Regions from separate parts of the Homo sapiens genome. Here region 1 is linked to region 2. Evidence: read pairs that join two places in POLR2A ChIA-PET (ENCODE). Cell type or tissue: GM12878. All regions are shown on one strand.

Region 1 (5,000 bases), 1.1 Mb before region 2:
TGCATGGAAATATCATAATTTGTTTAAATTCACCTATTGATAAACATTTGAATTCCTTTCATGTTTTCTCTATTATAAGTCAAACTGGTATGGATGCAAACATATATTTAATACATCCAGTTTCCTACATTTAAAAAAGTTCTATGTTTCTTCCTCCTGTTTTTAACACCTTTGCTAACCAACCACCATCTGTGAGTAGGTGTTAAGGGTTTCTTGACTGATCTTCTACTTTCTATTCTTCATTCTACCCTACAACCATAGCTATCATTTTTTTAAAAAACATTAATGTTTGTCCTTTTTTGTTTAAAGTTCTTTAGTAACCACCACTTCCTCTACCTTGCCCCAGCCCAGTACTCTAAGGATGTAATCCAAACTTCATAGTCTAAAATGCCTTTTATATTATCTGGCCTCCCTCACTTTACCTAGCACTGCTGTCTTTCAAGCTTGTGCTTCCTGACCCACATAATCCTTTTCTCATTGCCTCAAAAGCTCCACTATTTTTTTTCTACTCCAGGTATCCGTCACATGCTGTTCCTTCTTGGAATTCTCTTCCCCAGTTCATCTACTATCTTGCAACTTCTCCCATTCCTTAAGTTTCCAAGAAATCAGTAATGGATTACAAACATCTATCCAAATTTTCTGCCACTGTTGAAGAGGTAAGAGATGAGTTGACTCATTCAAGAAATGGAGCAAGGAGGCTGATCTAAGGAAGAAAAAAAATGAGCAAAGCCAAAAACTATGAACCCATGGTGATAATATCCACCGTATTGAGAGGCCAGTCCAGGAGGCTCATCAGTCTTTTCATAGCTAAAGACCACAGAAGTAATCAAAAGTAAAATATGTATGACAAAAAACCATTGAGTTGATAAAAGACAGCCTTGAGCAAACATTAAAATATGAAATGGAAAAAAGATGAAAATTACTAGACAGATGACTACTAATATGGAATCTAGACAAAGGCGATCTAATATAAAAATAATGGGTATTCTTAAATTTTAAAAAGCAAATAGTGAAAGAAAATGTACTTAAAGATTTAATAACAAAAAGAGAACACAAAGCACTAGAAAAAATTTCCCAGGAAAATCTGATAAAGAATATTTAATGCTTACACATATCTTGAAATAAACTAAAAGCTTTAAGGACATCCATGTAGAAAAAGAAAAGCTCCTCTAAGTGTAAGGGCTGTGAGGGAGGTGCAGATGAGCCTGACCTCCAAAACCTCAGCAGCAGCATTCAATGCCAGAAGACAATGGAGCTCTGCTTACAAAGTTCTGAGGAAAGGAAAGGGTAACTTTGTGTCCATCTAATTGTGCTTGAAACATAAAGGCAGGAAACAAACTTTAAAATAAGCAGCAATTCATGAAATTTAGTGCTCATGAATTATTTTTGAAAAAGCCATCCAACAACAAAACCCAGCAAGCCAATTGTTAAGTGAAAAATTAAAAACCCGGAAGTGGAAGGTTGGTCATTAAACACATTCAATGGCTTAAAGAAAAAGCAAAGCTGAGAATTATGGCTACAGGACAGAGTAAATTTATGAATCTTGATAATGAAAAAATAATAATACACTTAACAGAAATATGGTGTTGTAGGGGTAGGTTAGAAAGATGGTGCCATGTTGCTTACCTTCAGTGCAGGCAGATCCATAGATACTGCTTGAATTGAAGCATTTTGGTGATTGGGTTTTTTTTTTTTAAGTAAAAAAATCTTTTGAAATTTTAGAGTTATCTTCTAGGAAAATAAAATTGCTTGATGTGAAGAAACTTATTAATCTGAGATTGAGCAATTCTACCAATTTCACTAGCTTTTCTCCAGTTTAGTTCAAGTAAAGACAAATTTAATGCTTTTTGTTTTTTAAAAAAAGCATTTACAGTAGGTCCCATTTTTGTAGAATTATGTCTATGTGTGAATATGGGTACATACATAGAGAGATCACTAGGAACTAGGATGATGTTGCCAAATGTTATGACAATTATTTCTGGGTAGTTGATAGTGGGGGTTTTGCTTGTTGGTTTTGTTTTTTAACTTTCTTCTATATACTCTTCCGTAGCCCTTTTTGTGATAAGCATGTATCAGTTTTATAAAACCAATACGTTTTGAATAGGTCCCTGACATCTGAGCTATTGCAGGGTATGGCTGAGGAGAGGGAATTTTACCAGAAGGCCCATTAACCATGGGTCTCATACTCATAAAGACCATAAACTTAGATTTTTTATGTCCTCTCCAAATGAGTTCATACATGCTGTAATTGAAATATACTAATAGGATTAAACACTTAAATTATAGGGAGTTTTCTTCTTTTTAAAATTATAGCTGGAACTTCAAGATGTCCATTCTTCTTGAGAAGCCCTGCATATATTATTCAAAATTAAATAAATAATGATTTAATACATTGGGAAGGATATGGCTCAGAGGAAGGATCCTAGAGGCTTCCTTCCCCTTCCTAGATCATGCCCAGTTTAGAACTTTCTACCAGGTGAACACGTAGCCCTGACACTTCCACCTACAGCTGCAAGCATTGAACAAAAGGCAACTAATTTTTATGCGCCATTTCTGGAACTAGCCCTAGTCATCCAACACACAGATCTCTTTGAATTATAATGCTCAGAGATTTTTACTTGCTTATATTTGGCTCACTTTGGTCTGCCTTCTCTCTGATCTGATGACTCAGTTCCTAATCTCACTACTGAGTTTAGCAAATACTGCTTTTCTCACAACTAGATTCATAATTAGATTATCCATTTGTCTTTGGCTACCTGAACTCACATCATAACTGTGGGTTTCAATTCCCACCTCTCCCCTGCCTCACTGCTTCTTTTTTTTTTTTAATTGTACTTTAAGTTTTAGGGTACATGTGCACAATGTGCAGGTTAGTTATAGGTGGGAATTGAACAATGAGATCACTGCTTCTTAACATCTGGCTTGCTGCTAACCATATCTCATTCACCTGTAGTCATATGATACCGGAAAAGAAACCAAGAAAACAGTACGACTCGCTTGCTCATTAAAACTTCTGTGGCAATGAAGGGTGAAAAGGATTCATAAGAGTGATGAGAAATTCTGGCGGGACCAATATCCAGAATGATGAAATTGAGCTCCTCATGGAAAGATAGTCCTGGAACTCACAGGCTCTCATGCCCCTGAGATGTGGTAGAAATAGCCTTTAACTTGGAGTTAGAAGACCTTGGTTCTAATCCTAGCTCTGTGCTGGCAGAACTGCCCTACAAGTGAGATGAAAGGATGCTAAACAGTAACTCGAATCCTCACAAAGAAATAAAAAGCAGCAATAAGGGTAACTACACAGGTGACTTATAAAAGCATAAATGTGTGTTTGCTTGTAATTTTTCTGATTTAAGACAACTGCATAAAGTAATACTTATAAAACTATTGATGGATTTATAACATATAAAGATGTAATTGGGCAATAATAGCATAATGGACTAGGGAGGAAAATGAGTAATAATGGGATAGAAAAAAAGAGAGAAAACAAATAAATAAAATTAAATTCTAGCTCTACAAATTATGAGTTGCGTAACCTCGAGCAATTTTTTACCCAACTTGAGTCTCAATGTTCTGCATACATAAGGTATAATATTTATCTTATCGTTAAGTAAGATGACATTTATTTTAAAAGGTTGTTGAGAGAATAAAGTGAAAACAGTGTTTCACAAATATTTTGTACAATGATTTGCACAGGCACTCAATAAATGCTGGAACTACTGGGTAATGTATACTTGGTGGTTCAGTACATGACTTTCTCTACTTTTCTGCACATTAACATTTTTATAGTAAAAGAAAATTTAATTTAATTTAAAATTTAATTCCAGCCTCCTTCCTTTTATGTGGGTTTCTGTCACCAGGCTGGAGTGCAGTGGCGCAATCTTGGCTCACTGCAACCTTCGCCTCCTGGGTTCAAGTGATTCTCCTGCCTCAGCCTCCTGAGTAGCTGGGACTACAGGCGCCCACCACCACGCCGGCTAATTTTTTGTATTTTTAGTAGAGACGGAGTTTCACTCTGTTGGCCAGGATGGTCTCTATCTCTTGACCTCATGATCCGCCCTCCTTGGCCTCCCAAAGTGCTGGAATTACAGGCATGAGCCACTGCGCCAGGCCAAAATATATCTTAAAGAGTTAATCATTTGAACACACATAGGAAATTGGGAGAGGTAAGGACTTGAAATCGCTGTTGCTAGCATTTTTAACTTTGTCCCAGATCTTAATGATTAAACAATGTCCGTGGGAAATTTGAATGTAAATAATGTGGGGCTGGGCCTGGCACGGCGGCTCACACCTCTCATCCCAGCTCTTTGGGAGGATGAGGCGGGCGGATCACCTGAGGTCAGGAGTTCAACTTCTTTGAACCATTTGTTGAAGAGACTGTCCTTTCTCCCACTGAGTGATCTTGGCACCCCTGTTGAAGATCATTTGGCTGCATATGTGAGGGTTTGTTTCTGAGCTGTCTATTCTATTCCATTGATCTTTATGGGCGCAGTTAACTTTAAGAAAGGAAGACTATGTATGTGTACCTATCTTAATCATATTAGCCACTTAAGAGCAGTGAGTTTTCTTTGGCTGGTCACAGAAGGAAAAACAGAGATTTAAAGTATGAGCAAAATTTGACAAAGGCGTGTTGCTGAAATGGAGGGACCGTGTGGCTAGGACCTGAGGGCAGCCTCTAGCAGTTGGGAGTGTCCCCAGACTACAGCTGACAACAACAAGGAAATGTATTCTGCCAACAATTTAAGTGAGTTTGGAAGTGGCTCTTTCCCTAGTTGAACCTCCTGATGATGGCACAGCTATACAACATCTTAATTTAAGCCTTATGAGACCTTGAGTAGAGGACCCAGTTAAAACCAGACTCCCAACACAAAAACTGTGAGATAATAAATTTGTGTTATTTTGAGCTGCTAAGGTTGTGGTATTTGTTACACAGCAATAGAAAACTAATATACCCTGGTTATACCTTCTTCCTCTGATTAGGTCATTAACGGCCCTAGAGT
Region 2 (5,000 bases):
GTGAGTCCAACATGCTTGTTTTATAAGGAGAACACTTGGGACAGAGAAAGGGAGGGTAACTTTCCTAAGGTCACACACCCTTTGGAGCTAGAATATGCATGCATCTTCTGACTCCTAGCCCCACCTAGGATGGACACCAGCTCTTAGAGAAAGAGCAGCTCAAAAAACACATCATGATATTATGGAAGTAGATTTTCATTAAGTAAGAAACAGCAGGAAAGCACTGCAGTATGAAAGAGAAAGCACTGCAGTGGTGTGTCAAGAATGCTTTGCAGTCTCAGTTCCTCCATTAGGCAGCTGATTAGACATTCCAAGTGACTTGGCAATGTGAGAGCGCTGAGATCTAGAAATATCCAATGCTAATGTTAAAGTCTATTCTTCCATGTGGTTTTTCTTTCTGAAAACTTTAAGGAATAATTGATTTTTTTTTCACTCCTGTCAAGCAGGTCCTTCCTCATAATAGATTGAAATATAGAGTGAATTTTTTAACTAAAAGGCAGAAACCCGAGATTGAAAAAGGTCTTGGCTTTTTGTCTTAAAACAAAACAAAAACAAAACAAAAAACTAACCATCTTCATGTGCCTGCTTGTGGGGGACGTTAGATGATCAGGGCAAGTAAAACTGGTGAAGCAGTTTGGTTTGTCAGGGCACTCTTTGAATTTAGTGTGTGGGAGGGACTTCCTGTAGAATTTTGCCAATTTTTTTTTTTTTAATTTTTATTTTTGAGACGGAGTCTCACTCTGTTGCCCAGGCTGGAGTGCAATGATGCAATCTTGGCTCACTGCAACCTCTGCCTCCCGGGTTCAAGGGATTCTCCTGCCTCAGCCCTCCCTAGTAGCTGGGATTATGGGCATGCACCGCCACGTCCGGCTAATTTTTTTTTTATTTTTATTTTTGTATTTTTAGTAGAGACAGGGTTTCTTCATGTTGGTCAGGCTAGTCTCCAACTTCTGACCTCAGGTGATGCGCCCGCCTCGGCCTCCCAAAGTGCTGGGATTACAGGCATGAGCCACTGTGCCCGGCCCTTATTTTGGTTTTTCAGGGCACTCCTTGATTTTAGTGTGTGGGAGAGACTTCTGTAGAATTTTGCCAATGTGTTTGCTTGGTGAAGAGAGTCAGAATAAGGGAGGAGACCACCCCTCATATTGTCTTATGCCCAATTTCTGCCTCCAACAAAAGAAGAAGTAAAAACTAAAAGGCAGAAATGAAATCCACAGGCAGACAGCCCGGCGCCGCGTCCTGGGCCTGGTAGTTAAAGATCAACCCCTGACCTAACTGGTTATGTTATCTATAGATTCCAGACATTGTATGGAAGAGCATTGTAAAAATCCCTGTCCTGTTCTGTCTCGTTCTGATTACTGGTGCATGCAGCCCCCAGTCACATACCCGCTGCTTGCTCAATCCATCAGAACCCTCTCATGTGGACCCCTTTAGAGTTGTGAGCCCTTAAAAGGGACAGGAATTGCTCACTTGGGGAGCTTGGCTCTTGAGACAGGAGTCTTGCCAATGCTCCCAGCCGAATAAATTCCTTCCTTCTTTAATTCCGTGTCTGAGGAGCTCTGTCTGTGGCTCGTCCTGCTACAAGAAGGCCAGGAAAAATGAAAAGTCCTTTAGAAGGAAGGGGTCATTAAGGAGAGGAAGTCTGTGTGAGGAAAAGAATGATATCCACACTAAGAATGAGTCTTATTTTCTCTGAGCTGTTTTACTTTGGCTCTTGTATTGCTGACTGATTCTGTAAGAACATGGAGGGAAGATACTGATGTGTGGTTACACAGATATAATTTCATTCATACCTGCATTCACTTCATAATGGAAGGCCTGATATTCATCAACTAACTCAACCCTGAGCTTCCACGGTTACCTGGGGGAAAATTTCATTGACTTTTATTAGGAAAGTCACACACACTCACACATCACTGTACCCAACTCAACTCAAAGGCCTCCACCACCCTCAAAGCATGCTTTCAGCATCAAGCTCAGGGGGGACTGCAACATCTTGCACAAGCTGTCCTGCAAAGGAGAGCCATTGCTGCTGTGCTTGTGGCTGAGAGTGAAGAGGCTGAGCAGGTGGCTTCCCTGGCCCAGACCATGCAGGTCAAACTGAATCAATATTGGAGAACCAAAGCAGGTCATCTGTTCTCTGTTCATAGAGCCAGATGCTTGATCTCTTAGAGCCCACAGGACCAGAGCTCTCTCCACATTGTCCCATCTTCAGCAGGACCTCTGAGTGGGCAGACATCCCCGACAGTTGGAGGCAAACCTTCCTGATGTCTAAGGAGACATTTTACTTTATCTTTGAAAAGCTGGCCACACATCTTCAAAGGAAAACCATCCACATAAAATTGCCTCTGTCTGTGTCTCAGAAAGTAGCTACTGGGTTGCATTGCTGGCCTCCCTGGTGCCTCTGTGTCTTGCTGCTAAGTTCCTTGGGGTAGACAGATCTATTGCTGAGCATGCCTTCTATGAGGTTGTGGATGCCATCTGTGCTATCGCCTGGAAAACCAGCCTGACTTTGAGGAGGTGCTGAAAGATAGCACAGATAGAGAAGTTCTGGACCAAAGATGGCTTCCTAATGTGTGCTGGGGCTTCTGGAGGTACACATATCGAACTGTCCTGCCCCAAAGGGCAGGAAAGTAACTATTGGAACTGGCATCAATACTTTTTCTGTTAGAAGAAATTTAAAAATTTAATAAAGGAAATGGATAGATAACAAAGTGAACAAAAGGAAAATAAATGTAGGATTTTAATTAAAAGATCCTTAAATGAATTGTGTTTCTTTTTTTTTTTTTTAAGACAAGGTCTTTGTCTGTTGCCCAGGCTAGAGTGCAGTGGTGCGATCATAGCTCACTGTAAACTTGAATTCCTGGGCTCAAGTGATTCTCCTGCCTCAGCCTCCCAAGTAGCTGTAGCTGGGATCACAGGCATGTGCCACTACCCATGGCTAATTAAATGTTTTTTTTTTTTTGTAGAGACGGGGCATTGCGCTATGTTGCCCATGCTGGTCTCAAACTCCGGGCCTCAAGTGTTCCTCCTGTCTCAACCTCCTGAAGTGCTGGAATTTACGGGCATGTGCCACTGCACTTGGCTCTTATGTTTCATTCTGTCTCAGCTTTGAAGCGTGGAATAGATAGGCCTCTGGATCAGGGCTTTTAATGATTATGGCTAAGCCTTAGCTAAAAAAGGTCACGGTGGAGAGGCCTAAGTCTGTGTTTTTATTACCCTTAGTCTCTTCTGTTATTATTTATGTATTCAAAAAGCATTTGAAGGTCTCCTTTATGCCTAGGCATTATATTAAGTCCAGGGTATTCACCAATAATAAAAATGCCCATCATCTTCGGAAAACAGTATGGTGGGTACTCAAAAAATTAAAAATAGAATGATCAGCAATCCACTTCTGGGTATATATCCAAAAGAACTGAAAACAGAATGTCAAGAGATACAGAATGTTCACAGCGGCATTATTCACAATAGCCAAGAGGTGGAAACAACCCAAATGTTCACTGATGGATGACTGGATAAACAAGATGTGGTGTATACATACGATGGAATATTATGTGGCCTGTCTATTATGAAGGAAATCCTGTCACATGCTATAACATGGATGAAACTTGAGGACATTATGCTAAGTGAAACCAATTGCAAAAGGAAAAATACTGCATGATTCCAATAATATGAGGTATCTAAAGTAATCAAATTCGTATGTATGTATAGAAAGTAGAATGGTGATTACCAGGGGCTAGGGGCAGGGGGCAAAGTTGTTGTTTAATGGTGCTATGATCTGAATGTGTGGGTCCTCTCAAAATTCATGTGTTGAAACCTAACTCCCAAGGCGATTATATTAAGAGGTGGGGCTTTTGGGGAGGTGATTAGGTCAGGAGGGCAGTGTTGTGGTCAACTATCTTCAGGGGCCTGTTGATGGCTGGCTTCTCCATGATAGTGAGCCTGTGTCATATCTCTGCTGGGGCTCAGCAGACCCCATATAGATCCCACTGTTGTGCCTGGGATGGTCCCACTATTTCTTGGCCTGGGAGCATGAGGGCTGAGGCCATTGGTGGAAATTCCAGATTGGTCTTGTTGAAGAGAAGAGCATCAGTCACTTTTTAAAGAAAGATATTTTATTCGAACCACTGCAGTATTGAAGAGAGACTTTAGTATAAACTGAGCTCACCTCCAACTAAGACAATGGTAAATGGGACATTTAAAGGGAGATCATAGAGGTAATTAAAAGGGGGTATGGGGAAGTAAAAAAAAAGAGAGGACAAAGAAAGTCTGGGAAAAATGGAAAATTACAGAAGGAGTGAGTGGAAAATTACTGAAAACTGTTTGGCAAAGTGGGTTGGGACACAGTACATTTTGCAGCTTAGCAGCATTGTGTTTTTCTGAGCAAAGACTTCGCACAGGGGCTGGGGCCACCTTTAGGGACTGCTGTGGTCTGAATGTCTCCCCAAAGTCACATGTTGCAACTTAATCACCAATGTGATAGCACTAACAAGTGGGGCCTTCAGGGGGTGATTAAGTCATGATGGTGGAGCTCTCATAAATGTGATCAGTGACCTTATAAAATGTGATTAGTGACCTTATTAGTGGCTGGAGGTAACTAGCCCCCTTTCGCTGTTCTGCTCTTCTGCCACGTGAGGATACAGCATTCTAGGCACCATCTTGGAAGCAAAGACAGAGGCCCTCACCAGACACTGAACCTGCTAATGCCTTGATCTTGGACTTCTCAGCCCCCAGAACTATGTGGAAATAAATTTCTGTTCTTTTATAAATGACCTGGTTTCAGACATTTTGTCATATCAGCACAAACAGACTAAGACAGGGACACAGTCTAGTGTAGGCAGAAGCCAGGCTGAAGTCTGGTCAAGTCTCTTAGCATAGTGTTTGGGCAAGTCCTTTGTGCTATGTGAAAGTTCACAGTTCACAACTCCTTCCTGCTGCATAGCCTTCCTATTGGGGCAGTTTGGAGGCTGTGGGTCGGTAAGTTTGGAGGATTCCTCTTC

What was found. ChIA-PET counts read pairs that join two places held together with the same protein. Peaks named below come from ENCODE experiments on the same cell type or tissue, not always from the same donor. Only the 100,000 strongest peaks of a DNase experiment are listed, where the experiment ranks them.
Region 1: POLR2A ChIA-PET joins it to region 2 with 5 read pairs; 1 of 35 experiments calls an interaction of 5 or more read pairs at or near these places.

The regions. Positions count from the first base shown.
Region 1 is chr6:53,424,829-53,429,828 of GRCh38, reverse strand. No RefSeq gene overlaps it. Among named protein-coding and RNA genes, the nearest start is that of GCLC-AS1, 4.2 kb to the left of the region's middle. In GM12878, no CTCF peak of the experiment used is centred here; DNase peaks (open chromatin) are centred at 2,678 and 2,958.
Region 2 is chr6:52,300,436-52,305,435 of GRCh38, reverse strand. It overlaps LOC124901329 (a long non-coding RNA gene), which reads left to right. Exons shown (of 2, transcript XR_007059609.1): 2 at 2,970-4,772. Among named protein-coding and RNA genes, the nearest start is that of MCM3, 18 kb to the right of the region's middle. RefSeq lists a silencer at 951-1,245 and an enhancer at 4,211-4,505. In GM12878, no CTCF peak of the experiment used is centred here; no DNase peak of the experiment used is centred here; H3K4me3 peaks cover 733 bases; H3K27ac peaks cover 1,955 bases.